Linked DNA regions of Homo sapiens: regions 2, 3 and 4 are each linked to region 1. The links are chromatin loops, found by intact Hi-C in ENCODE. Cell type or tissue: GM12878. All regions are shown on one strand. Each heading gives the region's core, and the rest is flanking DNA. Links, peaks and the distances in the headings are about the cores only.

Evidence for each region. A loop is a pair of places that touch in the nucleus more often than their neighbours do. Peaks named below come from ENCODE experiments on the same cell type or tissue, not always from the same donor. Only the 100,000 strongest peaks of a DNase experiment are listed, where the experiment ranks them.
Region 2: it touches region 1 in a loop (5-fold over the local background); 17 of 110 quality-filtered maps call a loop at or near these places.
Region 3: a loop joins it to region 1, with 9 times the contacts of the local background. A loop is called at or near these places in 85 of 110 quality-filtered maps.
Region 4: it touches region 1 in a loop (7-fold over the local background); 53 of 110 quality-filtered maps call a loop at or near these places.

The regions. Positions count from the first base shown.
Region 1 is chr7:101,683,610-101,690,894 of GRCh38, forward strand. No RefSeq gene overlaps it. Among named protein-coding and RNA genes, the nearest start is that of MYL10, 58 kb to the left of the region's middle. RefSeq lists a silencer at 4,943-5,072. In GM12878, for the core only: a CTCF peak has its summit at 4,879 (motif pointing right); a DNase peak (open chromatin) is centred at 4,922; H3K4me3 peaks cover 197 bases; H3K27ac peaks cover 427 bases.
Region 2 is chr7:101,739,254-101,746,538 of GRCh38, forward strand. No RefSeq gene overlaps it. Among named protein-coding and RNA genes, the nearest start is that of CUX1, 75 kb to the right of the region's middle. RefSeq lists enhancers at 1,891-1,970, 2,091-2,160, 3,644-4,587, 5,216-5,736 and a silencer at 4,467-4,586. In GM12878, for the core only: a CTCF peak has its summit at 4,065; a DNase peak (open chromatin) is centred at 1,888; H3K4me3 peaks cover 1,494 bases; H3K27ac peaks cover 3,662 bases.
Region 3 is chr7:102,233,977-102,241,261 of GRCh38, forward strand. It overlaps CUX1 (cut like homeobox 1), which reads left to right. Exons shown (of 24, transcript NM_181552.4): 22 at 76-264; 23 at 5,344-5,608. It overlaps LOC124901711 (a long non-coding RNA gene), which reads right to left. Exons shown (of 3, transcript XR_007060458.1): 3 at 6,576-6,662. Among named protein-coding and RNA genes, the nearest start is that of SH2B2, 49 kb to the right of the region's middle. RefSeq lists a silencer at 6,085-6,154. In GM12878, for the core only: a CTCF peak has its summit at 2,897 (motif pointing left); no DNase peak of the experiment used is centred there.
Region 4 is chr7:102,268,782-102,276,066 of GRCh38, forward strand. It overlaps a transcript of CUX1 not described here. Among named protein-coding and RNA genes, the nearest start is that of SH2B2, 14 kb to the right of the region's middle. RefSeq lists an enhancer at 5,353-6,186. In GM12878, for the core only: a CTCF peak has its summit at 3,623 (motif pointing left); no DNase peak of the experiment used is centred there.

The DNA of each region.
Region 1 (7,285 bases), core at 2,286-7,285:
ATAGTATAGCCCAGCTACTCTGGAGGCTGAGGCAGGAGGATCGCTTGAGCCCAGGAGTTTGAGGCTGCAGTGAGCTATGCTCAAGCCACAGCACTCCAGCCTGGGTGACAGAGAAAGACTCTGTCTCAAAAAAAAAAAATATTTTAAAGAGCAAGAAGGCTGGACATCCGGGCATGGTGGCTCATGCCTGTAATCCCAGCACTTTGGAAGGCCGAGGTGGGAGGATCACTTGAGCCCAAGGAGTTCAAGACCAGCCTGGGAAACATAGGTAGAACCCCATCGCTATAAAAATTAAAATTAAAAAATTAGCTAAACATGGTGGTGCGTGCCTGTGGTCCCAGCTACTTGAGAGGCTGAGGCGAGAGGATCCCTTGAGCCCAGGAATTGGAGGCTGCAGTGAGCTGTGATCACACCACTGCAGTCCAGCCTGGCAACAGAGAGAGACCCTGTCTCAAAAATAAATAAATAGGCGGGGGGATCACAAGGTCAGGAGATCGAGACCATCTTGGCTAACACAGTGAAACCCCGTCTCTACTAAAAATACAAAAAATTAGCCGGGCGTGTTGGCGGGAGCCTGTAGTCCCAGCTACTCCGGAGGCTGAGGCAGGAGAATGGCATGAACCTGGGAGGCGGAGTTGCACTGAGCCGAGATCGCGCCACTGCACTCCAGCCTGGGCGACAGAGCGAGACTCAGTCTCAAAAATAAATAAATAAATAAATAAATAAACAAACAAATAAATAAATAAATAAAGGACAGAGAAAAGCAGGAACTGGGTCTAGGTGTCTAGGTGGGACCGATGACTGGCTGGAGCACAGAGGGCAGAGACACCCGCAGCCGCCAGGCTGGTTTCAAGCTCACCTGATCCTGTTGCTAAACCACCTGGCAGGAGAGGAAGCTGAGAAAGAGAGAAAGCTGGAGGAGAAGCTGGAGTCCCACCACCCAAGCCCTACCGCACAGCTGCAGGTCGTCAGAGCCTGCCAGAGCCCTGTGCCCGCCTCCCAGGCCAGACAATGGAGACAAATGCAATCCCAAGTGGGGCACAGGTCAGGGCTCCATGTGGCCCCAGGAATGATGACACCTGGGGACGGTTCTCAGAGTGGCCAGACGTCTGCCTAAACGCTGAACCCAAAATTCAAGCACAGAATAACTGTCCACCATGACCTTGAAGGCCAGCTCTCACAGCCCCGGGGAGCAACAGCCAGGCTTCTAGGCAGCGGGCGCCAGCGGTGCCCACCCTGAGGCACACCCAGGCCCCACCGTCCCCTTGGTGTGGGTCTGAGCTCGTGCCTTTCGGCAGGTGCACAGCCTTGGGGTCGGTCTAGCCTGGATTCGAATCCCACCTGTATCACTTACAAATGGAGGGACCTTGATCGAGGAGGGTTTATAACCTCCCAGAGGCTCAGCCCTGCCCCTACACCCAGGGGGCTGCTGAGAAGCCGAGAAGCTGAAGGAGTTCAGGGCATAGACAGCCGCGCATGCTGTAGGCTCACACATAGGAAGGGGACTTCCCCTCCCTCCCAACTGTGGCCATCTGCACCCTGACTGGCATGACAAAAGGGCAAAAAACATTGGTCAAATTTCTATGCAGCATCCTTCAGTGTCCCCAAGCCCTGTCATTTCAAGATAGAAATCGGGCCAATGTGCTTCCTCTTCTCCAGAAAACAGACTCCAAGCATGGTCAAAAAACCAAAGGTGACTGGGCACAGTGGCTCACGCCTGTAATCCCAGCACTTTGGGAGGCAGAGATGGCTGGATCACCTGAGACCAGGAATTTGAGACCAGCCTGGCCAGCATGGCAAAACCCCATCACTAACTAAAAATACAAAAATTAGCCGGGCATGGTGGCACACACCTGTAATCCCAGCTACTCGGGAAGCTGAGACAGGAGAATCGCTTGAACCCAGGAAGCAGAGGCTGCAGTGAGCCAAGATCACACCACTGCACTCTAGCCTGGGCAACAGAGTGAGACTCCATCTCAAAAAACAAACAAACAAAAAACAAAACAAAACAAAACAACAACAAAAAAACGAACAGCGAGGGAACCTTAAGGATCCAAGATTCCCACTGAGAAACCAGGTCTCTATTTCTCCTTGTTCGGTTCTGGAGCCGCACGTTCTGGACTTCTCCAGGCCCCAGACACAGCAGAAAAAAAACACGAGAATCCTCATGCACCTGGCTTTTTCATTTAATTAATTAATTAATTAATTATTTGTTTGTTTAAGACAGAGTCCCGCTGTATGGCCCAGGCTGGAGTGTAGTGGCGCAATCTTGGCTCACTGCAACCTCCGCCTCCTAGGTTCAGGTGATTCTCCTGCCTCAGCCTCCTGAATAGCTGGGATTACAGGTGCCCGTCACCACACCCACCTAATGTTTGTATTTTAATAGAGATGGAGTCTCACCATGTTGGGCAGGCTGATCTCAAACACCTGACCTTCCATCTCAGCCTCCCAAAGTGCCAGGATTACAGGGGTGAGCCAGCACTCCCGGCCACACCTGGCTTTTTCTTATTATTTATTTATCTATTTAGAAATGGGGTTCTCACTCTGTGGCCCAGGCTGGAATGCAGTGGCGCAACCACAGCTCACTATAGCCTTGACTTCCAGGGCTCAAGTCATTCTCCTGCCTCAGCCTCCTAAGTAGCTGGGACCACAGGCACGTGCCACCACATCCGGCTGATTTTTTAAATTTTTTGTACAGCTAGGGTTTTGGTATGTTACTCACGCTGGTCTCAAACTCCTGACCTCAGGTGATCCGCCCCCCTCGGCCTCCCAAAGTGCTGGGATCACAGACATGAGCCACCGCGCCAGGCCCACATTTTGATTTTTAAAGCACCACCACATAGCTTTATGTCCTCGTTGTTTTCCACCTGAATCTCCTTATACAAGACTCAGGCTGGGCCAGGCACAGTGGCTCATGCCTGTAATCCCAGCACTTTGGGAGGCCAAGGCAGATGGATCACCTGAGGTCAGGAGTTCAAGATCAGCCTGGCCAACATGGCAAAACCCCGTCTCTACTAAAAATACAAAAATTAGCTGGGCATGGTGGCGCATGCCTGTAATTCCAGCTACTCGGGAGACTGAGGCGGGACAATTGCTTGAACCCGGGAGGCAGAGGCTGCAGTGAGCCGAGATCATGCCACTGCACTACAACCTGGGCAACAGAGTGAGACTCAGTCTCAGAAAAAAAAATAATAAAATAAATAAATAAAAAGATTCTCAGGCTGAAGTCACGAAGTAGGGTGGCCCCGAGCCCCCCTCAGCAGACACAGCCCAAGAGGGCATCTGCAAAGAGCAGGACTGTGGGTTGTGGGCAAGACGTGGAGGGGAGGTAGAGGAGAGAAGGGGACCCCCTACACCAGGAGGAATTTGCAGGCTTCACCAGGGAAATAGGACGGCACCCCCTGCCCCAGGGAGGTGGGCAGGGCATAGAGGGCATTTTCCAAATTGTACAGCCACAGGGACCACTCTGCCCAGAGCTCCACTCACACCCTCCAACCCCCTAGTCACACAGACACACATTCACACACACACACTACAGTCGTACACACACAGACATGCATTCACATATACACTCACTGACATACAGATACATACTCACAGGCACACACAGACATGCATTCACATACACACTAACGCAAAGACACACACAGACATTCACACAGAGTCACACTTACACACAGACATGTATTTACACATTCAAATGAATACACACACTAACACACAGAGACACACACAAACACGCACACACAGACATGTAGTCACACACCAGATGCACACACATACACTAACACACAGAGCTGTACTCACATAGACCACACACATACACACATAGGCATCATCACTACGCTAATGTCTCTCAGTGTCCTACGACAGGTGTGCACGGCCTTGCCTTGCACTGAGGTGCCCCTGCAGTATTGGGGGTTCCACCGTAGTACTGGGGTCCACTCACCCATAGACCGTGCATCTCCAGCTTCATGCGCAGGAATTTCCCCATGCCACAGGGCCTTTTGCTGGGGAAGATGCTGGTCTGCCCAAAGTCAGCGTGGAATCTGGGCAGAGCCAGAATGACCTGCCCCAGGCTTGGGAGCCGAGCATATAACCCCCCTACACACAGCGCCATTCAGACCCTGGCACCCCACCGTTGGGCTCCCTAAAGATGTGTCCATTCTGCTTGACTTAAACACTGTATTCCTGGTTGGTCCTTCAGTGACAGGGGAGGGAGGAAGAGGCTGTGGCTTGCAGGACAGGGGGTCAGGATATGGGCAATGGCTTGGGGACCTCCTACTTGTAAGGAACCAGGGTGGGGTCCTATTGGGTGGACAGGAGACCCTGCAGCCCTGGCCTCACTGCCTTCTGGGATCCTCTGCCACAGGTCCCACCCCGCAGCCCATCCTGGGCCTGCGACCCACAGCCTGTGCCTCCTGTCCCCTGTCCCTCCCAGTGCACCCTGAGCCCACCCTACCCAGCCCCCGCCACCCCCCTGCTGCACTCCCAGGGCTGACCTTCTTCCCTGCCCAGGCTGGACATCCCTCCTCTCTTGCCTCCCCCTTGACCTCCCTGATGGGACTAAGTGGAGGCTTCTGTTCATGGAAACTGGGGTTAAGGAAGCAAACTACAGGGCCTGGGGTCAAGGTCAGGTCCAAGGTCAGGGCTGAGTCAGCCCTGACTTCGTTCCTCCCGCCTCTTCCCCCGGGCATCCAGGCCCTTAGGTGTCAGGAGTTACAGCCTTGCCCTCGCCTCCTGCTCCTCTGGCCGAGGCCAGGGCGGCCCCTTCCTGTCCCCCCTGCCCGTCGTTCGCTCCCCGAGGGCGCAGCAGAAGCACGGGGAACTCCGGACCCCACGAGGCGCTCTGGACGAGGTCGAGCCGCCGCTTCCCCCGGGCGCCGCTAGGTGGCGCCGCGCTAACGAGGATCGGGATAGACCGGAGGGGCCGCGCTGCCACCAACCGGGTCTCCACTCCCCAGGTCCTCACTCCCCGGGCCCCAGCCTCGCCCCAAAGCTCAAACACGCACCCGGGAACCCTTCCACCACCCTCCCTCCCCACCCCTGGCATCCTTAGCCCTCGGCAGCTCCCGTGGTCCCAGGGGCCTCTCCGGTCCCTCAGCAGGAGACCTGGAGTGCACGGCCTGTCCATGCCTCTGGGACGCAGGACAAAGTGGACGAATAGGAATCAACCGTGGGGAGGGAGGGGCCACCCAGGAGAATCCCAGTCCACGGAGTAAGGGAGGGTGGCATGCTGAGTGCCAGGCAGAAGGCCTGGCCCAGGCGGTGCTCCCTAAGTGAGGGTGCACCCTCACTTACATCCTTCCAGGATAGTTCCTCTTCACATCCTTCCAGGATAGTTCCTCGCCTAGGCGTTTTCTCCCTCAGTTTGGGGGTAGTGGTTTTTAGGGCCCCGTGTGAGAGTGAGAAGGCTCAAGGGTGCCACTACCCCAAAACCAAGGGGGCAAGGGGCAGACCCCAACTGTACCAGGAGCAAGGAGCTGCTTTAATTTACTCCTCCCAACATGTCTATTAGACGTTTTACCAACGAGGAAGATGGGCTCAAAGCCCAAGGTCACATGGGGGTGGATGGCCAAGGCAGGGTTGGAACCCAGGTCTGGCAGATGCCCTTGCCATGCCCTGGGGTGCCCCAACTCTGACCACAATGAGCCCTTCCAGCTCCTTCCCAGCCCAAAACTAAACCCTGAGGCAGAGTGACTGGGCCACGCTCAGACGTCCCTGACTCTATGCCCTACCTCTGTCCCTCTGAGACTCCCACTGTCCTACAGCTGCCTTCTGGTCTTTGCAATGGCTGATCGTCCTGCCGGGAAAGGTGTTTCCCCAGCCTCACCAGGGCCCACTCTGGCATCAACTCCTACAGGAAGCCCTCCCTGATTGATCCCTAAGTGGAGGCTTCGGTTGGGTCCCAGCCTCAGGAAACTGGCATCAGAGCCTCCCATGGTCCCGGGCTCAGACACAATAGTGAACTCAGCCAGGTGAAGGAAGAGCTGAGAGCCCACCACCACCACGATGCTGGTCCATCGGCAGCCTGTAGCACGCCCCAAACACCCCATTTACAAAGAAACTTTTCAAAGGGCATTTAGGGCAGATGATAAAACTATGGCCCGGAGAGGCCAAGTGACTAGTGCAGAGTCACACAGCAAACCAGAAGAGACTAGACACCAACCAAGATCTGTCACTATATTCATAAAAGAAAAGAAGGCTGGGTGCGGTGTTTTGTGCCTGTAATCCCAGCACTTTGGAAAGTCAAGGGGGTGCAGATCGCTTGAGCCCAGGAGTTTGAGACCAGCCTGGGCAACATAGTGAGACCTCATCGCTACTAAAAATGTAAAAATTAGCCCAGCATGGGGACGTGTGCCTGTTGTCCCAGCTACTCAGGAGGCCGAGGCAGGAGAATTGCTTGAGCCCAAGAGGTGGAGGCTGCAATGAACCGTGATTGTGCCACTGCACTCCAGCCTGGGTGACAAAGCAAGGCCCTGTCTCTAAAAAGAGAAAGAAAATAAAAGGAAGACCAAAAGCAATGAATTTAAAACACACACACACACACGCATGCATGAGTGCATGCATGTACTTAAGTGGTAGGGCAAAGTGCCGCTGCGGACTGCAGCTGGGAGAGAGGGTGACTCAGTGCCAAGATGCCCTGCACAGGGCCCCACGCTTCTGAGAACAGTCCAGAAGCCGCTCCCAGCATGCAGCTAAAGCCATTCTCTCCTGTGGACACATCCCTGGGGACAGACCCCGTCTGTCATCACCTGGCTTGGGTAACCCAGAAAGCTCTGCCCTCCAGGCACCAGGACAGTGTCACCCATAATGAATGCCCCAGAGCACCTAGGGGTAAGTTGAGCTGGGTCAGGCCGGGCCAGTCCAGGCAGCCCCCAGGAACCCCAAAACCCACTGGCATCTACCTCTCAGGGTCTCAGGCTGAGAGCCATAGGTGCTGGGGGACATTCTGGAAAGTGCCCCCAAGAAGGCTTCACAGAGCAAGTCCTACACTTGGGAGTTGGATCCAGGTTCAGCCCCTGCTCTGCCCTACCTCGGTGTAGCCCTGAGTGCTTCTTTGAGTTTCATTAATACAACCATGGGCTGGGGTGGGTGGGCACAGAGTAGCATGTGCTGGAGAGAGAGAGAGAGAGAGAGACAGAAAGAAAGAGAAGGCACATGCATATCATACATACCTTCACACTACTACTTCTTTTCTTTTTTTTTTTTTTTGAGACAGGGTCTTGCTCTGTTGCCCAGGCTGGAGTGCAATGGCATCATTGAACTCCTGGCCTCAAGCAAT
Region 2 (7,285 bases), core at 1,101-6,100, 54 kb after region 1:
AAAGGTTACTCTGGCTGCAGGGTGGAGGATGAGTGAATGGGAGGTGGAGCGAGGGCAGAGGCCCCCACGGGTAGGGCAGCAGAGATGGCCAGGAATAGTTGGATTGGGGTATTTTTCGGAGCTGGAGTCTACACAGTTTGATGTCAGATTGGGTGGGGAAGGTGAGGGAGAGGGTGATGTCAAGAAGGACTCCAAGGCTTCTGGCCTGAGCCCTGGGTGGAGGGCGGGGACATATCCTGAGAGGAGAGAGCCTGAGTTGAGTTTGGGACACGGGGAGTTGAACATGCCCTTGAGACATCCAAGTACAGGTCCCAGGGACAGCAGGGTATGCACCGTGACAGAAGGGACTCAGTGAGTGGGTGCTATTGTGAGGGCGGGTCTGCTATCCTTGGAAACAGAGCTTCGGAGGACCTAAGGGTGAGACCCTCGGGCCAGGGAGACCTGGACAGCCCCAACCCCTTCTTCCTAAGTCCCAGTACTCCCAAGTCTAGGGGAAATCTGGAGTCTTCCAAGGACTTGGTTCTAACACAGTGGTGCACATTCCTGCAATTTTCAGGGAGAGAAGGGGCCCAGAGGGATGGAGCCAGCCTGGGCTGACTCCAGGGAGGAGGAAGAGGAGGAGGAGGAGGAGGAGGAGAGGCACAGAGTGTGGCCTGGAAGCCCCTTCCTCAGTCTGTTTGCACAGCTGTCCAGGCCTGGCTGGGCAGGGAGGGAGTGAGTCATGGGTTTCCGGTTCACCAACCCCCACCTCCAGGGCAGGACAAGGTGCCTGCAGGTACAGAGTTTGGTGATGAAGTCTCCCCTGGGGAAGCTCCTCCTCTCTCCCTCCTCCCCAGCCCTTTGATCACACCTCTAGGGGTTGTTTTAGCTTTGTTTTTTGGCTTTTTGTGTTTGGTTTTTAGAGACAGGGTCTTGCTCTGTTGCCCAGACTGGAATGCAGTGGTGTGATCATAGCTCACTGCAGCCTCCAACTCCTGGGCTCAAGCCATCCTCCAGCCTCAGCATCCCAAGTAGCTGGAACTGTAGGCACACGCCACCACACTTGGCTAATTTTTTAATTGTTATTTTTTGTAGAGACGAGGTCTCGCTATGTTGCCCAGACTGGTCTGGAACTCCTAGCCTCAAGCGATCCTCCTGCCTTGGCCTCCCAAAGAGCTGAGATTATAAATGTGAGCCATCACACCTGGGCAATCCCCGTTTCATGGTTTAAAAGGAAGACTCGGGGCCCAGTGCAGTGGCTCATGCCTGTAACCCCAGCAGTTTGGGAGGCCAAGGTGGGCAGATCACCTGAGCTCAAGAGTTCGAGACCAGCCCGGCCAACGTGGCAAAACCCCATCTCCATTAAAAATACAAAAATTAGCCGGGCATGATGGCACATGCCTATAATCCCAGGTACTTGGGAGGCTGAGGCAGGAGAATTGCTTGAACCCAGGAGACGGAGGCTGCAGTGAGCCAAGATTGCACCACTGCACTCCAGCCTGGGTGTCAGAGTGAGACTCCAACTCAAAAAAAAAAAAAAAAAAAAGGTGGATTCGGGAAGGTCAAGTGACTTCCCAAGGGCATTAGGCATCTCTGTGCTGGGCCTGCCTGACCCCAGGTCTCTGCTCCTGTCCACTGTGCCCTCACAGGATACCTCTCAGAAGTGAGAGAACTCTCTAGGTAGGAGCCAGAAAAGCATCGGAGGAAATTTCTCTCCCAGACCCATGATTTGGTTACTCCTCTCCTCAGCCCTGCCAACAGCCCCAAGGTGCACAGAGACCTTGCTTCTGAGACTCTGGCCAAGCTGGCTCTGAGAGTGAAAGGCTCAGTCTCTCTCGCCTGGGGAAGAAACATGCAGGCTTTAGAATCATGCAAGTAACCGTTTACCCACTTGGCTTCCTGTTAGGTTGTGTTTTTTTTTTCTTCCTTCCCCCAAGGGATGTCTCTTATCTGAAGGTTCTTAGGGGCTTTTGGTGCTGGGCTGTTTACCAATGGGTGACTGTTAGTGTCAGAACCAGCCTCTTGGGAAGAGTGAGGTGAAGAAAAGCAAGACCAGGTGAGCCCTTGGTCATCCACACAGCCACAGGAGTACAGGCTGGATGGGACAAGCACGCCCTGGGCAGTGAAGGACCATGGCCACATCCAGCTCTCCTGCCAATTTCAGGCTCCGTCTTCCAAACAGGGCGCGATTTAGCCAAGTGAAAGTGAGTTGGTGGCTGGGCGTGGTGGCTTAAACTGGTAATCCCAGCACTTTGGGAGGTGGAGGCAGAAGGATCACTTGAGGCCAGGAGTTGAGATCAGCCTGGGCAACATAGTGAGATCCCACTCTATAAAAAATTATAAAGTTAGCCAGGCGTGGCTACACAAGCCTGTAGTCCCAGCTACTTGGGAGGCTGAGGAGAGAGGATCACTTGAGCCCAGGAGTTTCAAGCTGCAGTGAGCCATAATTGCGCCACTGCACTCCAGCCTGGGCAACAGAGGGAGGTCCTGTCTCTTCAAAACAACACATTTAAAACATTTCACCTGTAATCCTACCACTTTGGGAGGCCAAGGCAGGTGGATCACCTGAGGTCAGGAGTTCGAGACCAGCCTGGCCAACATGGTGAAACCCCATCTCTACTGAAAATACAAAAATTAGCTGGGTGTGGTGGCTGGCACCTGTAATCCCAGCTACTCAGGAAGCTGATGCAGGAGAATCACTTGAGAGGGGGCGGAGGCAGAGGTTGCAGTGAGCTGAGATCATGCCACTGCACTCCAGCCTGGGCAACAGAGGAAGACTCTGTCTCAAAAATAAAAAATAAAATAAAAATAAAACGTTAGAACAGTGCTTGGTACACAGTGATGGCTCAGTAGATGTGAGCCAGTTATGAGTACTTAAAGCATAGCCTGTGCAAAGAGGCCGTGCTTCTAGCTTCACCTTTCCAACAGCATCTTTCCAGAACTTTCTATCTCCTGGTGGGCAAGGACCGTGAGAAACACCATAACCTGGAGAGGAATTCTGGGTCTCAAGATGGCTCCAGTTGTGCCTGTCTTAGGCAAGTGGGGTGGTGTGTGTGTGAGGGTGAGGGGTCCCAGGAAGGGTCCCCACACTTCACTCCTGCACCTCTCGCTCCCCACAGCCCCCCTCCCCTTTTCTAACTCCAAAAAGCCCAGAGGCCCAGCCGTGTTTGGAGAAGGAGGGGGGCCCTGAAGCTTGGGCCACCTTCAAAGTGACTGCAGGGAGGAAGATGTGGACACTAGACTACGTACTGACCACTCTGAGAAGGAAGCCCGCGGGGGAAGGTGGATGGGCGGTGGGCGTCACGGCAAAGGGGTTTAGGGGAGACAGGGATGTCTGTGAGCTGTGGGAGGTGCACACTGAAGACCCAAGAGGTGAGAATGGATGGAACTGCCCCTGAGAAGGGGGACAGGGGTCCCCTCCTCCCCTGAGAAGGAACAAACCGTTGCACTTGTCGGCAGGGCCCTGAGAAGTGGAAAGTGGATTTGATCTTCCTTAGACCATCACGTACCCGCAGCACCCTAGAATGTAAACAGGGCTGGGAATGCGATGACCAGGTCCTGGTACCTTAAGGGCTGGTACCTCTACCTCCATCGGGACCTGGTGCCAGAAATAAGAAGATTCTTAGACTATCCCCACTGGAGGCTGGGCGCAGTGGCTCAGCCTGTAATGTCAGCACTTTGGGAGGCCTAGGCGGACAGGTCACTTGAGGCCAGGAGTTCAAGACCAGCCTGGCCAACATGGTGAAACCCCTCTACTAGAAATACAAAAATTAGCCGGGCATGGCGGCGGGGGTCTGTAATCCCAGCTACTCGAGAGGCTGAGGCAGGAGAATCACTTGAACCCGGGAAGCGGAGGTTGCAGTGAGCCGAGATTGTGCCACTGCACTCCAGCTGGGACGACAAGAATGAGACTCCATCTAAACAAAATAATAAATAAAAAATAAAAATAATAAAAGAATATCCCCACTGGAAGGGTCCTGCAAGGCCAGCCACGAATCTGTACAAGTCCTCGGACAGACTGAGAAACTGAGGCTCAGAGAAGCGGCCCCCACCCCATCGGAGCGTCCCAGCTCCACGCGCGCGCCTGGCAGGGGGCGCCCTTCCCCGCCGCGCGTGCCGGGCAGGGTCCCCCAAGGAGAAATCCCTCTTAAAAGAGTTTTTCCTTTCGCGTGAACTCGCCGCCTGCATCCAGCAGCGCGGTCTCCAAGGTGAACCTCGCACAAATGCGTTGCAGATGTACGTCCTTCCATTTCTGGCTACCGCGGAGCTGCTCGGGAGCGGCGGCGGCGTCCCCAGAGCGATCCAGCCCGCGTTTTCCGTTCCGCCCGCCAACTTTTGCAAGCTGTAGTTATTTGATAATGATTTTTTTTTCAAACCTCTCCCAATAATTGTTATCCTCCCCGCCCGGTGCAGCTCAGGTGATGGGCACAGACGGCAACGCAGCCGCCGCCGCCGCCTCCTCCTCCTCCTCGTCCTCCTCCTCCTCCTCCTCCGGGTGCGCTAGGCTCTGGCTCCAGCCCAGGGGGAAGAGCCACAGCGGAGGCGCCTTCTGCAAAGGCAGCGGGGACGGCCCCGGAGGCTGAGCCAGAGCGACCCCGGATCCGCCCCCGCCCCCCTCCATGAGGCCTCTCACACCCTCCCCCGGCCCAGGCCACCTCCCCCAAAGCCCACTCTCCGGAGGCCAAGGCTGTCTGGTGAACGGCTAGGGGCTGCTGGGCACAGAGTTCAACGCTGCAAATATTTATTAGACACCTACTGTATTCCCAGGCCCTGAGCAGAGCTGGCCTCCAAAACAAATGAGAACAGCCCTTGCCCTCAGGGAGACTGGGGGACGCCACCCCTAACCTGGGAAGGTGAGAGGGGCTTCCAGGGCAGGGATACCCCCGACAGAACCTGCTCAAAGTGCCAGAGCTAGACAAGGAGGGAAGGCTTGGCTCCGCAGCAAAGCTCAAGGCAGAGCTCCGCCCCTCCCCCATCACCTTCAGCCCTTCCTCCGGTTTCTGCCAAGGGTCATCACTGAAAGCACCCTCAGAGTCTCTTTTAGAAAGCTACGGGTCTCTGCGGTCGTGGTGGCTCACGCCTGTAATCCCAGTACTTTGGGAGGCCGAGGCGGGCGGATCACTTGAGGTCAGGAGTTCGAGACGAGCCTGGCCAACAAGGAGAAATTCCGTCTGTACTAAAAATACAATATTTAGCCAGGTGGGATGGTGTGTGCCTGTAGTCCCAGCTACAGCCCATCGCTTGAACCGGTGATGAGCCGAGGTCGTGTCACTGCGCTCCAACCTGGGCCAGAGCGAGACTCTGTTAAAAAAAAAAAAAAAAAAAAGCTACCGGGCTCAGAAAATGGAGTCATGTAGGTAAGAGTGGAAGCAGGTGGCTGAGAGGCAGGCCCACACTAACTCCTTTTTGGAATCCCTGAGGTGCACACATAAACAGGGGTGGCAGGAGGGCAGGCTGGAGAGGGCCCAGGTGAGCTGCTGACCCCCACGGGACGGGGGGAGGTCACATCTGGGTCTGATGGCTCAGCCACAAGTGGTTTGAAAGGGGCCCTTTGCTGGAGGGAAGTAAGCCCAACCTCAGCTTGGTTACATCCCCAGAAAGCCCGGAGAGTTCTTTTTTTGTTTGTTTGTTTTTGTTTTTTAAGCCTGAGCTCATTTTTTAAGTTTTTAAGTGAATATTCAGTTTTGGTTTAAAGTTTTTAAATGAATACTAAGAGTTTTCGTTAAAGTTTTTTTTACGCATACTAAGTTCTTTCTTTCATTAAGCCTGGGTTGATTTTCAGCTTTTTAATGAATACCATTTTAATTATTTATTTTAAATACTAAGGTTTTGTGTTTTGTTTTGTTTGTTTTTGTTTGTTTATTTGTTTGAGACGAAGTCTTACTCACTCTGTCGCCCAGGCTGGAGTGCAGTGGTGCAATCTGAGCTCCCTGCAACCTCTGCCTCCTGGGTTAAAGTGATTCTCCTGCCTCAGCCTCCCGAGCAGCTGCGATTGCAGTCATGCACCACCATGCCTGGCTAATTTTTGTATTTTTAGTAGAGATGAGGTTTCACCATGTTGTCCAGGCTGGTCTCAAACTCCTGACCTCAAGTGATCCACCCACCTCGGCCTCCCAAAGTGCTGGGATTACAGGCATGAGCCACCGTGCCTGGCCTTAAATGCTAAATTTTTATTTTAATAAGTTTTTAATGAATTCATTTTAAGTTTTTTGGGGGTTTTTTGTGGGGGTCCAGGGGGGACCAGGTCTTGCTGTGTGGTTCTGTCACCCAGGCTGGATGCAATGGCATGATCATAGCTCACTGCAGCCTCACACTGCTGGGCTCAAGTGATCCTTGGTAGTGGCCGGAGTTCTGGGTACCTGGAGGTGGGCAGTGATAGAGGCATTTCCCAGGCAGGAGGTACCACTTAGGTGATGACTGACTCCTGGTGACTCTTTGACCTTGCCTGAACCACGAGTGACTCTGGAGCAGCGAATGTATTATCTCTATCACGCCAACCAAGAGCTGATATAGATAGGGCATTATTGAAGATCCATCTAAGGGCAGATGGAAGAGGGGCCCATGAAGCCACACTCCAAGGTCTAGTTTTCTTGTTGTTTTTTTGGGGGGAGTGGGAGACAATTATGGGTTTTTGTTCTTTGAGGGATTTTGGGGGTTTTGTTGGTTTTTTGGTTGGGTTGTTTGCTTTTGAGACAGGGTCTTGCTGTGTCACCCAGACTGGAGTGCAGTGGCACAATCATGCCTCACTATAACCTCAACCTCCTGGGCTCAAGTGATCCTCCCACCTCAGCCTCCCAAGCAGCTGGGACTACAGGCATGCACTGCCATGCCTGGCTCATTTTTAAATTGTTTTTTAGAGATGGGTTCTCACTATGTTTGCCCAGGCTGGTCCTGGACTCCTGGCCTCAAGAGGCCCTCGGCCTCCCAAAGTGCTGGGATTACAGGTGTGAGCCACACCACAGTTGCCCTCTAAAGTCTAGTTTTATCTTGTGAAGAGTGAGGAGCCGCTATGAGGTGATAAGTCAGTGTCCTTCCAGACCCTTCCAGGAAGCCCACTCCGACTGTTACCCTGGGGTTCACTGGTATCTCTGAGCACCTTGTGCTTCTGAGCCAGGCCCCCGGCTATGGAAGGGGTGGGGGCGATGCTCCTAGAGGTTGGAGGACAGATCATGAATGACAGAACAGTCTGATTTTCCTGGAGGACGCCCCTCCTTAGACAGGGCAAGCCCCCAGCCAGTGCCTCCTCCTTCCCAGCACTCAATGCTCCTCCTCTGCCTCCTTCACCTTTCACTTCCTCTTCCTCCAC
Region 3 (7,285 bases), core at 855-5,854, 550 kb after region 1:
CCTTGACACGTACTTGTCCCTTCAGATCCCTGGCTCTCGGTGACAATACCTGTCTTGCTTCTGTTTTCTCTCTAGGCCAGCGCTTATTTGGGGAGACCATCTTAGGGCTCACCCAAGGCTCTGTCTCTGACCTCCTTGCCCGCCCCAAACCCTGGCATAAGCTCAGTCTGAAAGGACGAGAGCCCTTCGTCCGGATGCAGCTGTGGCTGAACGACCCCAACAATGTGGAGAAGCTGATGGACATGAAACGGATGGAGAAGAAAGGTAAGTCTCCCTGCCCCGCCCGGGCCGGCTGCGTCCGCATTCATAGACAGGCTGTTTCTTTCAAATCTTTCACACACAGCTGATGAGGGACATTGACCCATGACCAAGGGACCAGAGGACAGGGCAAAAATATTTTTGGATGGTCATCAGCTAATGAGTACCTAAGAGGGCTGGAAAGTTGTGTAACTTTTTCTCTCCAGCAGCCTGAATCTAAAGATTTTTTTAGCACTGGGAGCACTTTTAACCAAGGAGAGCGAAACAGCTCTGGGGGCGCTGCATTTGGTTTTTGTGTTGTGTGGGTGGCTGATCGGGCTATCACAGCATTTACTGAGCATGTACCAGGTGGCTAGAGGCCTTCCTTTGTTATCAGAGAGAGAAATAAGAAATGCATTTTGTAGGCAGGGCACGGCGGCTCACGCCTGTAATCTCAGCACTTTGGGAGGCTGAGGCAGGCGGATCACTTGAGGTCAGGAGTTCAAGACCAGCCTGGCCAACATGGCAAAACCCCCTCACTACTAAAAAAAAAAAAAAAAAAAAAATATAGCCAAGCTTGGTGGCGTGCGCCTCTATAATCCCAACTACTTGGGAGGCTGAGGCACAAGAATCGCTTGAACCCTGCAGGCGGTGAACAGAGATTGAGCCACCGCACTCCAGCCTGGGTGACAGACCATGACCCTATCTCAAAAAAAAAAAATGCATTTTGTAGATCAGGAAACAGAGGTTCAGAGAGGTTCGGTGCCTCCACCAAGGTCACCCGGCCTGGAAAGTGACAAAGCAAACTCCTGCCACAACAGATCTCTCTCTTGCTGTTATTTCCCAGCCTCTGGGGATTTGGCCTCCCTAGAGGAATAACCCCACGTGCACCCACATGTCATCTCGAATGTGGATTCATGTTCTTCTTGCAGCCTGTAGGCTACAGCATAGGAAAAATGCCTAAAGCCAGGTGTGCTGTGCCTCTTGGTTTGCAGTTTCTAAGCGCTGGTCCTCGCCAGTGAGTCCGCCCCTCGAGCACCCTCAGTCCTCAGGTCACCTATGGTGCTGGGAGCTCACTGGGCGGCTGAACTGCATCCCTTAGGGGCAGAGACTGGGAACCAGCTGCTGCCGGTCTGACCGTAAGAAGCGGCAGCCTCCCTGATCAGCTAACGCAGAGGACCTTAACTAAGAGTGGGCATCCCAGGGGCCGGGCACAGTGGCTCATGTCTGTAATCCCAGCACTTTGGGAGTCCGAGGCAGGTGGATCACTTGAGGTTCAGAGTTCAAGACCAGCCTCAGCAACATAGTGAAACCCCATCTCTACTGAAAAATACAAAAATCAGCCAGGCATGGTGGCGCACGCCCGTAATCCCAGCTACTTGGGAGGCTGAGGCAGGAGAATCGCTTGAACCTGGGAGGAGGAGGTTGCAGTGAGCAGAGATGACACCACTGCACTCCAGCCTGGGCGGCACAGCGAGACCCCATCTCAAAAAAAAAAAAAAAAAGAATGGGCATCCCAGGCCCTTGAGTGGCTCTGCCCCAGCCCACCCCACCCCCGTCCCCGCCACACACACACACACACACACGCGCACACAACATCTGAGCCAGGGGTGGGTATGGAACCCAGGCCTGTCAGTTCTTAATTCACCCAGAAATTCCAGCCAAGCATCGCCGTTCTCACCCAACCCGGGAAAGGACTGCTGAAGGAGAGAGAGTGTCTGGTGCCTCCTCCAGGAACCCTATGGGGGTTCCTTTATAATAATAGAGGCTTCTATTTTCTGAGAACTGCCCTGTTTGCCAGGCACTGCGCTAAGACTGCTGTTCATCCACACGACTCTGCTTAGATGTCCTTATCCAGGAAATACGAACCTCGGTGCTTCATGCAGCCTAGCAGATTTCAATAGCTCCTATCAGTAGGGAACGGGAATTCATACTCAGGGCTGTCAGATTTCAAAGCAGATGCTCTTAAATATACATCCGCTGCCTCTGTGCTGCGAGCTGCCCCCCTGGGATGACCCAGGGGCACTGCTGCTGCCCACTGATGACCTGCCCAGGTGGTGGCCTCTGCCCCATTCAGGGCCCCTCTAGCGAGCTCTGGCCTGCCCTTGGGCCTGTAGTCTAAGGGTCTGAGGTAGGCCATGCCTCTTGGGCAGCCCCAGGCAGCGCTGTAAGCTGCAGAGGCCTGGTGCCACATTGCCCCCCTAAAAGTTTTCAACTTATTTTTCGTTTTGTTTTTTGTTTTTTGTTTTTTAAAGTCTCGCTATATTGCCCAGGCTGATCTTGAACTCCTGGCCTCAAGCAGTCCTCCCATCTCGGCCTCCCAAAGCGCTGGGATTACAGGCATGAGCCACTGCGCCCGGCCTTTTCAATGTCTTATTATGGGAAATCTCCAACATAAACAAAAGTAGAGAAAATGCTGTCATGAACCCAATAGATCTGTGCAGAGTTTCCCGTGATCCCCTCACCCGAGCAGCGTGAAGCTTCCTGCACTAGCCAGGAGGCAGCCCTCAGCCCTTAGGAGGGAGGAGGCCCTGACAACCCAACTCCCTGCTGTGTTTCTCACCCTGGGGCCCTTAGGAAAGGACCTTAGTCCCCGCAAATACATCTCCAGGGCTTCCCAGGCCTCCCATCTTTCCCTCGGCACAGGCTCGGGGCGCCCTCTTGTGTTACAAATGAATTACTGTTTCTGCGGGGCCCAGACCTTTCCAAAGGTGCCCTAGTATCCAAAGCCGCTGTGGTCCGATGGCCTTCTCTTCACTCCTGGGGGTGCCGGCCACAAAGGCTGCTCCCTAGAGAGGCCTTCTCCAGCCCCCTGCCAGCCCCTGGTCAGTCGTCTGTCCCCTAGGAGGGAACTGGAGGGAGTCCCCACGGTTGGACAATCCAACTCCTTTCTCTGGATCCAGCAGCTTTGACTCCGCTGTTTGGGTTTTCTATGGGGAAGATTTACCTTCTCAATTGCTTCTGAGTTCTCATGACAAAATGGCAAGTTAATTAAGGAAATCCCTTGCCTAAGCTGTTTATTTTATTTTTTTAGAGACAGGGTCTCTGTTGCCCAGGCTGGAGGGCAGTGATGCAATCATAGCTCACTGCTGCAGCCTCGGTGTTCTGGGCTCAAGTGATCCTCCCGTCCCAGCTACTCGGGTGCACGCAGCCTCGGTGTTCTGGGCTCAAGTGATCCTCCCATCCCAGCTACCCGAGTAGCTGGGACTACAGGTGCACGCCACCACACTGGCTAATTTTTAAATTTTTTTTGAGACAGGGTCTCTCTATGTTCTCCAGGCTGGTCTCAAACTCCTAGGCTCGAGCAATCCTCCCATCTCAGCTTCCCAAAGTGCAGAGATTATAGGCGAGAGCCACCACGCCCGGCGATGTCCTTCAGGATTCAGTTTAAACATCATCTCTTCTAGGCAACTTCCCCTTCTGCCTCCCCAGGTGTAGGGACCAGCCCCACAGGGTCTGTGGGTCTCTCCCCGTGTGTGGAGACGAGAGAGTATAGAAATAAAGACACAAGACAAAGAGATAAAAGGCAGCTGGGCCCGGGGAACCACTACCACCAAGTTGTGGAGACTGGTAGTGGCCCCAAATGCCAGGCTGCACTGATATTTATTGGATACAAGACAAAGGGGCAGGATAAGGAGAGTGAACCATCTCCAATCATAGGTAAGGCCACGTGGGTCACATGTCCACTGGACAGGGGGCCCTTCCCTGCCTGGCAGCCGAGGCAGAGAGAGAGAGGAGACAAAGAGAGAAACAACCTACACCATTATTAGAGACTTTTAGTACTTTCACTAATTTGCTACTGCTATCTAGAAGGCAGAGCCAGGTGTACAGGATGGAACATGAAGGCAGACTAGGAGCGTGACCACTGAAGCACAGCATCACAGGGAGATGGTTAGGCCTCCAGATAACTGCGGGCAAGCCTGACAATGTCAGGCCCTCCACAAGAGGTGGAGGAGCAGAGTCTTCTCTAAACTCCCCCGGGGAAAGGGATACTCCCTTTCCCGGGATACTCCCTTTCCCGGTCTGCTAAGTAGCCTGTGTTTTTCCTTGACACTGAGGCTACCGCTAGACCACGGTCCGCCTGGCAACGGGCGTCTTCCCAGACGCTGGCGTTACCTCTAGACCAAGGAGTCCTCTGGTGGCCCTGTCTGGGCATAACAGAAGGCTCGCACTCTTGTCTTCTGGTCACTCCTCACTGTGTCCCCTCATCTCCTATCTCTGTATGGCCTGGTTTTTCCTAGGTTATGGTTATAGAGCAAGGATTATTATAATATTGGAATAAAGAGTAATTGCTACAAACTAATGATTAATGATATTCATATATAATCATATCTAAGATCTATATCTGGTGTAACTATTCTTGTTTTATATTTTATTATACTAGAACAGCTTGTGTCCTCGGTCTCTTGCCTCGGTACCTGGGTGGCTTGCCGCCCACACCCAGGCCTGGCCGAGGAACTCTTCTCAGTATCCCCATGGTCTCTTGCACTTACTTACCCCCACCCCACTTTTCACTCTGCTGGGAACATCTCTCTGGATACTTCTCTGCCTCCCCTACTAAACTGTTAAGTTGTGCAGGGACAGGTGAGGACCTGACATTCCGTCAGAGCAGGTCCTTGGTGAGCATGTGCTGGTAACAGAATGGCTCTCATCTTAGCGTTGTTTCTTTTGTTTTGTTTTGTTTTGTTTTGTTTGAGACGGAATCTTGCTCTGTTACTCAGGCTGGAGTGCAGTGGCACCATCTCATCTCACTGCAACCTCCACCTCCCAGGTTCATGCAATTCTGCCTCAGCCTCCCTAGTAGCTGGGATTACAGGTGCGTACCACCACGCCCAGCTGATTTTTGTACTTTTAGTAGAGACGGGGTTTCACCATATTGGCCAGGCTGGTCTTGAACTCCTGACATCAAGTGATCTGCCTGCCTCGGCCTCCCAAAGTGCTTGGATTACAGGCATGAGCCACCATGCCCAGCCTCATCTTAGTGTTTTGAGATGCTCTATGCAAAGTCCTGCAAGCCGGCACTGTGCCGTCCCGCTAGCGGGACTGGGGATTTGGGCTGCTGTCCCAGCTGGGCCTGACCTTAGTCTGCCATCTCTTCCTCCGCAGCCTACATGAAGCGGCGGCACAGCTCAGTCAGTGACAGCCAGCCCTGCGAACCGCCCTCTGTCGGCACCGAGTACAGCCAGGGCGCCAGCCCCCAGCCCCAGCACCAGCTGAAGAAACCCCGGGTGGTGCTGGCTCCGGAGGAGAAGGAGGCGCTGAAACGAGCGTATCAGCAAAAGCCATACCCGTCACCAAAAACCATCGAAGACCTCGCCACCCAGCTCAACCTGAAAACCAGCACCGTCATCAACTGGTTCCACAACTACAGGTACGACGGCTGGCTCACAGGGAGCGCCGGTCGGCCCAGGGGAAGGGGCTGATCTGTCCGGAGGCCGCCATGGCGCACAGGGGTGAGGCTGGGGCCGGAGGTGGGGCGCTGGGAGCTCGGTGATTGGTCCGTTCCTTGGTCCCTTAGGGTTTTTTTTTTCTTTTCTTTTCTTTTCTTTTGAGATGGAGTTTCAATCTTGTTGCCCAGGCTAGAGTGCATTGGCGCAATCTCGGCTCACTGCAACCTCCGCCTCCTGGGTTTAAGCAGTTCTCCTGCGTCAGCCTCCCAAGTAGCTGGGATTACAGGCATGCACCACCAAGCCCGGCTAATTTTTGTATTTTTAGTAGAGACGGGGTTTCACTATGTTGGTCAGGCTTGTCTCAAACATCCTGACCTCAGGTGATCTGCCCACCTCGGCCCCGCAAAGTGCTGGGATTACAGGCGTGAGCCACCACGCCTGGCAGTTCCTTAGGTGTTATTGGAGGTTTTAACTGCAGAGATGTAAGGCCACGTCCCTTCCCGTCACTGTCACATAGTTAGAAACAGGTGGTATCTGCCATGACCCAGAAAGAAAATCACCTCTCGATTACATCATTTAATAAGGGAGAGTGTAGGCATTCATGGTTCAAAAGGAGTGAAACTTTTGTGGTTTAGTTTATATATATCTATATTTATAGTTATATTCATATTTATTTATTTTTAGAGACAAGGGCTTGCTCTGTCACCCAGGCTAAAGTGCAGTGGTGCAATCATAGCTTACTGCAGGCTGGAACTCCTGGGCTCAGGCAGTCCTCCCACCTCAGCCTCCTGAGTAGCTAGGATGCCAATGCACCACCATGCCTGCTGATTTTTTATAGAGACAGGGGTCTCGCTCTGTTGCCCAAGCTGGTCTCAAACTCCTGGCCTCAAGCAGTCCTACCACCTCAACCTCCCAAAGCCTTGTGATTATAGACATGAGCCACCACACCTGGCCTGAACTTTTATTTCTTAGTGATTTTGCAGTGCTTTCTCGGGGTCTTCTGCCATGTTATCTTCCAAATTAGTTTGATTAGTTCTGTAATTAAATAAATGAAGTCATTTAAGACCTTTGCATTTGGGAAAGTTCATGAGTTAATGAAGACAGATTGAGCATCTTCTAGATCTCAGATTCTGAGCTAAGTATTTCACCGAGTTATATCACTTAATCCTCACAGCTCACAAATGTATATGAGATACCTTATTCTTGTCATTCCTTTTTTGTTGTTGTTGTTGTTTGAGACGGAGCCTTGCTCTGTCGCCCAGGTTGGAGTGCAGTGGCACGATCTCGGCTCACTGCAGCCTCCTTCTCCCAGGTTCAAGCGACTCTCCTGCCTCAGCCTCCTGAGTGGCTGAGACTACAGGTGTGCACCACCACGCCTGGCTAATTTTTGTATTTTTAGTAGAGACGGGTTTCATCATATTGGCCAGGCTGGTCTCGAACTCCTGACCTCAAGTGATCCGCCTGCCTCGGCCTCCCAAAGTGCTGGGATTACAGGCATGAGCCACCGCACCCAGCCAGTTCTCTTCATTCTACAGATGAAAAATATAGAACTCAGAGGGGCTAAGGAGGTCAGGCCCCAGTGCTGTCTTGGTAGAACAAAGTGCACTGGGATGAAGTGTTTGGAGTAGATGGAGGAAACCCACTGAAGGATCCTGAGT
Region 4 (7,285 bases), core at 1,116-6,115, 580 kb after region 1:
AGGCCAGGAGGAAGAGAGAGAGAATGGGGGTGGGGGAGGTGCCACGCTCCTTAAACAACCAGATCCCTATCTCAGAGACAGCACCGCGCCACAAGGGACCCGCCCTGTCCCCCAAACACCTCCCACCAGGCCCCACTTCCAACACTGGGGATTAATTACTTTTTTTTTTTTTTGAGACAGGGTCTTACTCTGTCACCCAAGCAAGAGTGCAGTGGTGTGATCACAGCTCACTGCAACCTCTGCCTCCTGGGCTCAGGTGATCCTCCCATCTCAGCCTCCCTAGTAGCTGGGACTACAGCTACACCACCACACCCAGCTAATTTTTTGTGTGGGTTTTTTTGTTTGTTTGTTTGTTTGTTTGTTTGTTTGTTTGTGTAGAGACAGGGTTTTTCCATGTTACCCAGGCTGGTCTCGAATTCCTGGGCTCCAGTGATCCTCCCTCCTCAGCCTCCCAAAGTGCTGGAATTATAGGCAAGAGCCACTGCACCTGGCTTGATTACATTTCAACATGAGATGTGGACAGGGATGAATATCCAAACTATATAATTCCACCCCTGCCCCCTCACGCAAATCTCATGTCCTTCTCACATTGCAAAATACAATCATGCCTTTCCAACAGTACCCCAAAGTCTTTTTTTTTTTAGATGGAGTTTCACTCTTGTTGCCCAGGGTGGAGTACAATGGTGCCATCTCAGCTCACTGTAACCTCCGCCTCCCAGGTTCAAGCCATTCTCCTGCCTCAGCCTCCCAAATAGCTGGGATTACAGGGGTCCGCCACCATGCCCGGCTAATTTTTTTTTTTTTTTTTTTTTTTGTATTTTTAGTAGAGACGAGTTTTCGCCATGTTGGCCAGGCTGGTCTCAAACTCCTGACCTCAGGTGATCTGCCCGCCTCGGCCTCTCAAAGTGCTGGGATTACAGGCGTGAGCCACCACGCCCACCCCCACAGTCTTAACTCATTACAGCATTTTGGTCACAACCATCGAACAAGTCTCTAAGAAGTTCCAAACTTTCCCTCATCTTACTGTCTTCTTCCATGCCCCCCCCAAACGCTTCCAAGCTCTGACCGTTGGGGCCCTAGATCTCCTCAACCAGCATATCCAGCCTCAGGTCCACAGGTCCAAACCCCACCACACACATGCCCTTAGCTGTTCACAAGCACCTTCGTGCTTACCAGAACCGAGCCAGCCAGCTGCCCACCCCTTCCCCCACAGGGGGCCAGGCCCGGGCCTCCCCACCTGGGTTCTGTACAGCGATGGGGTCCACAGCTCTCTCTCCAGCTCCTTCTGTGTCCTCGCCCCAGAGCCCTGTACTCCAGAGGTTGAAGAACTTGCCGAAGATCGTGAAATTCATAAAAGGCAGGGCCAGAATGCAAGCCCGGTTCTGGACTTGACATCAAGTGGCCACCAGAGATGTCACCCCAGCTTCCCCACCTGCGTGTTCCAGCCTCCAGCAGAGAAGGCAGGGTGAGGCAGCCGGTGGGGGATAGGGGACCCTCCCGTGGCCGGTGAGGCCCTGTCCTTCTCTAAGTACATCTAACTGAGGCCCCTCTCTGGTGGAAGCCCGCACAGCCAGTCTCCTGGCCTTCGCTTCCTCCCAGCGTGGAGTGACAGTTTCAAAGCACAGCTCTGGTTGCTGCTGGGATCCAGCTGGGCTCTGGGACAGTGTCCAGATCCTGTCCCCTGCAGCCTCCAGTTCTCTGTCCACCCCCCTCTACCCACAGCCTTCCCTCCAGTCTCACCGTCTGCCAGCCTCTGCTGCCCTGTCTTACCCAGCCTGTTCTCTCTGCCTCACCAGCAGCCATCCCCCAATTCTGCTGCCCGTGCAACTGGCCTGTGCTCCTATCACCCCAAGCCACCTCTTCAGGGATGGCCTCCCCCAACCACTCAGCCCTGCACCCTCAGATCCCCTCAGGAGCTAACCCAGTGCCCAGAGCATCTGCAGCAGCGCCAATGGCCAGGCCTCCAGGCCAGCTTAACACATGGGCCTTTTCCAGGATAGCGGGCCACCAGCTGGGAACCGGGGCAGCCTAGGATAGAGGGTTTGCAGCCAGGATGCTCACACCTGCACAGAATGTCACCTACATACACGGCAGGACTGTGTGCCCACCCCTGCAGTAGCAGACACAGGAACAAGTGCACGGGGACCAGGCCCACGCACCCCATCATCTCCCTGGTGCCCACGGATGGTGCTGGGAGCTGCAAGTTGCTGCCACCCCAGGGACCTGACCAAGACCACACTGGGGTGGTCACAGACTGGGGGCAGATAAAACAGGCAGTGCAAGGAATCATCTCAGCAGCTTTTTATCCACCCCTCTTGCCAGGCGCACACCTCCAGGGAAAAGGGCTCACTCTGGCCAGGCAAAAGTCACCTCTGCAAAGGTTCTCCATCTCAGCCCTGTCTCTCTGTCCCCCAGGCCCTCATCCCTGAGGTGGAATGTGGCTTCCCTGAGCCTTGTTGGAGCTTAACGCCCTCTTTTTATCCCAGGAGTCTGTCCCCATGGTCCCAGCACGGTTCTTGGATGTGCTCCTGTTTGTGGCCAAACTGAAGCATCCCCTCCCTTGGTCCAGGACCTTCACCTCTATTAATGTGACCCAAGGCCCCATTAGCTTTCTGGTGGTTTCCTCTCCCTACATCTCACAACCGCTGTCCACCTCCCATCCTAAGCATGTGTGGCCGGCTCTGCCATCCCATCCCACAGGCCAGGACCCAAGGACTCTGTACTCAGGCCAGGAGGGCATGGTATTTATCGTCTCTCTGGACCTCTCCCCTTTGGGGTCTCCTTAAAGTCCCTGCAGGTGGCCCAGGGCCAGCCCCAACCCTGCCCCCGACAGTCCTCCCTCCAAGGCCGGGTCCTGCCTTCAGGTCCTGCCTCTTCCCTCATCCCCTCCTCACTTCCGCAGATACCACCTTCCTGCCAGGGACCCAGGGGCTCAGTGAATGTCTGAAGGAAGAAATCCATTTAGGGGCCCAGTGCGGTGGCTCACGCCTGTAATCCCAGCACATTGGGAGGTTGAGGCGGACAGATCACTTGAGGTTGAGACCAACCTGGACAACATTGCTAAACCCCGTCTCTACTAAAAATACAAAAATTAACTGGGCACGGTGGCAGGCGCCTGTAATCCCAGCTACTCAGGAGGTTGAGGCAGGAAAATTGCTTGAACCTTGGAGGCGGAGGTTGCAGTGAGCCGAGATGGAGCCACTGCACTCCAGCCTGGGTGACTGAGTGAGACTCTGTCTCAATAAAATAAAATAAAATAAATCCATTCGGGGCCTGAACGAGGCGAGACTCTGGTGTGAGCAAGGGCTTAGACAGAGCTGGGGGTGGATGCCTTGGGTTTGGTCCCAGGTCGGGAAGCCTCCGTTCTTTGACTGTAAAATGTGAATCGTCTTTTCTGACTCATCTATAAGGACTTGGTGTGCAGTGGGAACCCAGGAGCATGTGGGGGTGAGGCTGGGCTGCCCCATCCTGGCCCAGGACACTAAGCCCAGCCAGGGCAGGTATGACAGCCGGTCAGCAGGCCGCGCAGTCAGGGATGAGTCCACGGAGGAGGCCGCACATACCATTTCCCTGGCACTGCCCACAGCCTGCAGCCTTTGTGCATTTCTGAGGCCACAGTGCCCCCTGGCGGCTGTGCAGCCTACCCCAAAGGACAGCGTCCTGGGTCTCAGGCCTCAGTCTCCCTCTCTGCGGCCCCAACAGCTCACCCTAAACAAGGTTTATTGTTACCATGTTACATGTCACCATTTGGGACCAGAAAGGGGGATCCAGTGGCCCTGAGCCGCACAGTCAACCAGAAACAGGGCCAAACCTCACCCTCAGGGCTGCCTGGCTCCTGGGTCACTGAAGTCCTGCCTGGCAATGCGTGCTTGGGTCTGGGTCCCTTCCCCGACATCTCTCACCCTCCTGCAGGGCAGGAAAGTCACAGTTTGGATGCTTTGTTATAAAGATGACCCTGGCACCTGGAGGAGGGAGAGACAGACAGGGCTGTGGGTCGGGGGACTCCTTGGGGACCACGCCACCCCAACCACTGCAGCTGGAGCCTCTGTTGGGGGCGGGACCAAGCACCTCTGTTGTCAGCCCAGAGGTGGCACCCCTACGCGCCCCACTGCACCCCCGCGGCTTTCTCTGCCTCTCCTACCCCCAGGCTTCCCACTGGACATTATCCCAGAACATCAGCTAGGAAGCAACCTGAGCCTCCTTGCCCCTGCCTGACAAGCAAAGTGAGGCCCAGAGAGGGAAAGGGGCTGGCCAGGGCCCCCCAAACAGCCGTGGGCAGAGCCACATTGCACCGGTTTCTCCTAATCCCTGACCTGAGCTCCTTCTCCTACCCAGGGGATTTCATCAATCCAGAGAGTGCTTGGGGCCAGGAGTGCCTCTGACAGTCAGGGAGGGCTTCCTGGAGGAGGCCCTAGGTCTAATGGGGTCTTCTAGGCAGTGGTGAGTTGGGAGGGAATAGCCAGCACTCTCACAGCATCCAGGCAGCCCTGCTTCCAGACCGTGGGTTGGAGAGGCAGAACCAGGGGAGGGCACCAAGGGTCCCACCAGGCTCCCTCTGACGGCCATGTCTTCCTTTGGCCACAGGACGCTGTGCGGAGCTGCAAGTCCGTATCACTGAGGCTGTGGCCACAGCCACTGAGCAGAGAGAGCTGATCGCCCGCCTGGAGCAGGACCTGAGCATCATTCAGTCCATCCAGCGGCCCGATGCCGAGGTGAGCCCACCCCCCTGCCCCATGCCCATCTCGATACCTGCCCAACTGACTTAGCCTCTGCAAACACTGACTTCCCAGATTAGCCTGTGTATCAGGCAGCTGGTGACAACCCAGAAGGGCTGTCACCTAAAACCATTGGGTTCTCCCTGCTTACTCCATGAATACCACCCTGCCTCCGATTTGGGGTGACAGGCCATGGGGCAGAGGCCACAGGGCTTCCTAGCGGTAGCACAGAGGCCCGTCTTTCCAGGCACTGCCCTGAGAGCAGAGGCAGAGGCAAGGCCAGGACCATGCACCCATCTCCCAGCTAAAGGACCTGGAGCCCAGAGATCACAGCAGGCTGGGACATAAACAGCCCAGGGAGAGCATCTCCTCGCCCACCTCCCATTCTGTAGAGTCCACAGTGGGACTCCGGGAGAGAAGTCTGGGCTGTCCCAGGTCACGTGGCAGGCTGGTTGCAGGGCCAGGGAGGCCCAGGTGTCTGATGCATGTCAAAGCTGAGTGGCTGCGAGGAGAGCTGCACTGCTGCTGAACTCTGGCCTCAGGAGTGACTCAGGGCCCAGCCATCTCTTCTTTGGTAGCTCATGTCACGTGTCCAGGTCCGGGCCCTCCTGCAGCCAGCCTGCACCCCGGATGGCCCCACCCACTCCTTGCCACACCCACCCTGCCATTTGCCTTGGCCATGCTGAAAGGGAATATTCCGTGCCCATTGTGCGGAGGCACCTCCTCATCGCTTCCTGTCACCTGCAGGGTGCCGCTGAGCACCGCCTGGAGAAGATCCCAGAGCCCATCAAAGAGGCCACTGCCCTATTCTACGGTAAGGAGAGGCCTGACCCATGGGAGGAGGGAGGAGGAGGGAAGAGGAGACAGGTGATACCGCCTGAGAACACAGATCCCCAAAGAGTAGTCCCTTCCTCTAAGAAGGTCAGGCCCCCACGCCTGCAATGCAGCAGCAACCTTCAAAGGGTCGGGTAAGGCTAGGTGTGGTGGCGCACACCTATAGTCCCGGCTACTTTGGAGGCCGAGGTGGGAGGATCGCCTGAGCCCAGGAATTGGAGGCTGCAGTGAGCTATGATGGTGCCACTGCACTCCAGCCTGGGCGACAGACCGAGACCCTGTCTCTAAAAAACAAAAAGGTGAATGAGCCCTCAACCTGCCTTTCTGGATCTTAGACTGACACCCCCCACCTTGGGGCCCTGACCCTTCAGCCCTGCCGGTGGCCTGTGAAAGGCTGGTGAGTGGTGGTCAGCCAGGCCTCACTGCCAAAGTGCAGCCGGAGGTCCGTGCAGTGAGGGGAAGGCAGCCTCCTTGGGTATTGAGGACAGAAACTGAGGCTGCTGGACTGGGATACTGGGGGTGTGCCCATGCCTCCCCAGTTCCCCTCCTGCCCCTTTGCTTCCCCAGGGGATATAGGCCTAGTCTGACAGCTGCAAGGGTCTCAGATTCAAGGACAGAGTGACTGGGAGGGGAGTTCTGGGCCTGGCCCTCTGACAGCGCAGACGGGGGTGCTGGGCCCTTCCCCAGCGTGCGTATTGTCAGGTCAGCCCCTGCCATCCATTCTCACGCTCCCCGGTTCCCCTGGCTGTCCCCTCCCCTTCCCCGACCTGCCCAGCACCAGGGAGTCAGACACCATGTGGCTTCTACCCCATGGCATTTGGCAGAAATCCCCCAGGGCTGGGGGACCCACCCCAAAGGGCCGCCTGCTGGGTTCCACCTCCTGCCACCCCCCAAGCCACCCTCCTCTACCTGCTAGGACCTGCAGCACCAGCCAGCGGTGCCCTCCCAGAGGGCCAGGTGGATTCACTGCTTTCCATCATCTCCAGCCAGAGGGAGCGCTTCCGTGCCCGGAACCAGGAGCTTGAGGCCGTGAGTCACATCCTTCTCTCCCTGATGCTCCTTGGGCCCAAGGACACAGTTGGGGAACACACAGGCTTTCAGGAGAGAGATGTGGCACAGACCGTAAACCTCAGGGGGAAGAGATTTGTTCTGTGCAGTCAGGGAGGGCTTCCTGGAGGAGGTCATGCCACACTGGGCTTTGAAAGAAGACTCAGATGCTCACAGTAGAGGAGACACGGGGGCCAGTGAGCCAGAAGGGAGCATAGATCATTCCAGGTGAAACAAGTCGCCAGGCAAGTGCCCTCTTGCCAGGCTGGGAGGCGTGGCCTTCAATCTGCAGGGAGGGGCACCAAGGAAGGATTTAAGCCAGGCAGTGGCACTGCAAGAATGCAGGGTGAGCCAGGTGCGGTGGCTCACACCTGTAATCCCAACACTTTGGGAGGCTGAGGCAAGTGGATCACTTGAGGTTGGGAGTTTGAGACCAGCCTGGCCAACATGGTGAAACCCCGTCTCTACTAAAAATACAAAAATTAGCCGGGCATGGTGGCGGGCACCTGTAGTCCCAGCTACTTGGGAGGCTGAGGCAGGAGGATCGCTTGAACCTGGGAGGTAGAGGTTGCAGTGAGCTGATGAGATCGTGCCACTGCACTCCAGCCTGTGTGACAGAGCAAGACTCCATCTCAAAAAAAAAAAAAAATCCTTCCTTTTTAAGGCTGTATAATATTTTATTGTGCATA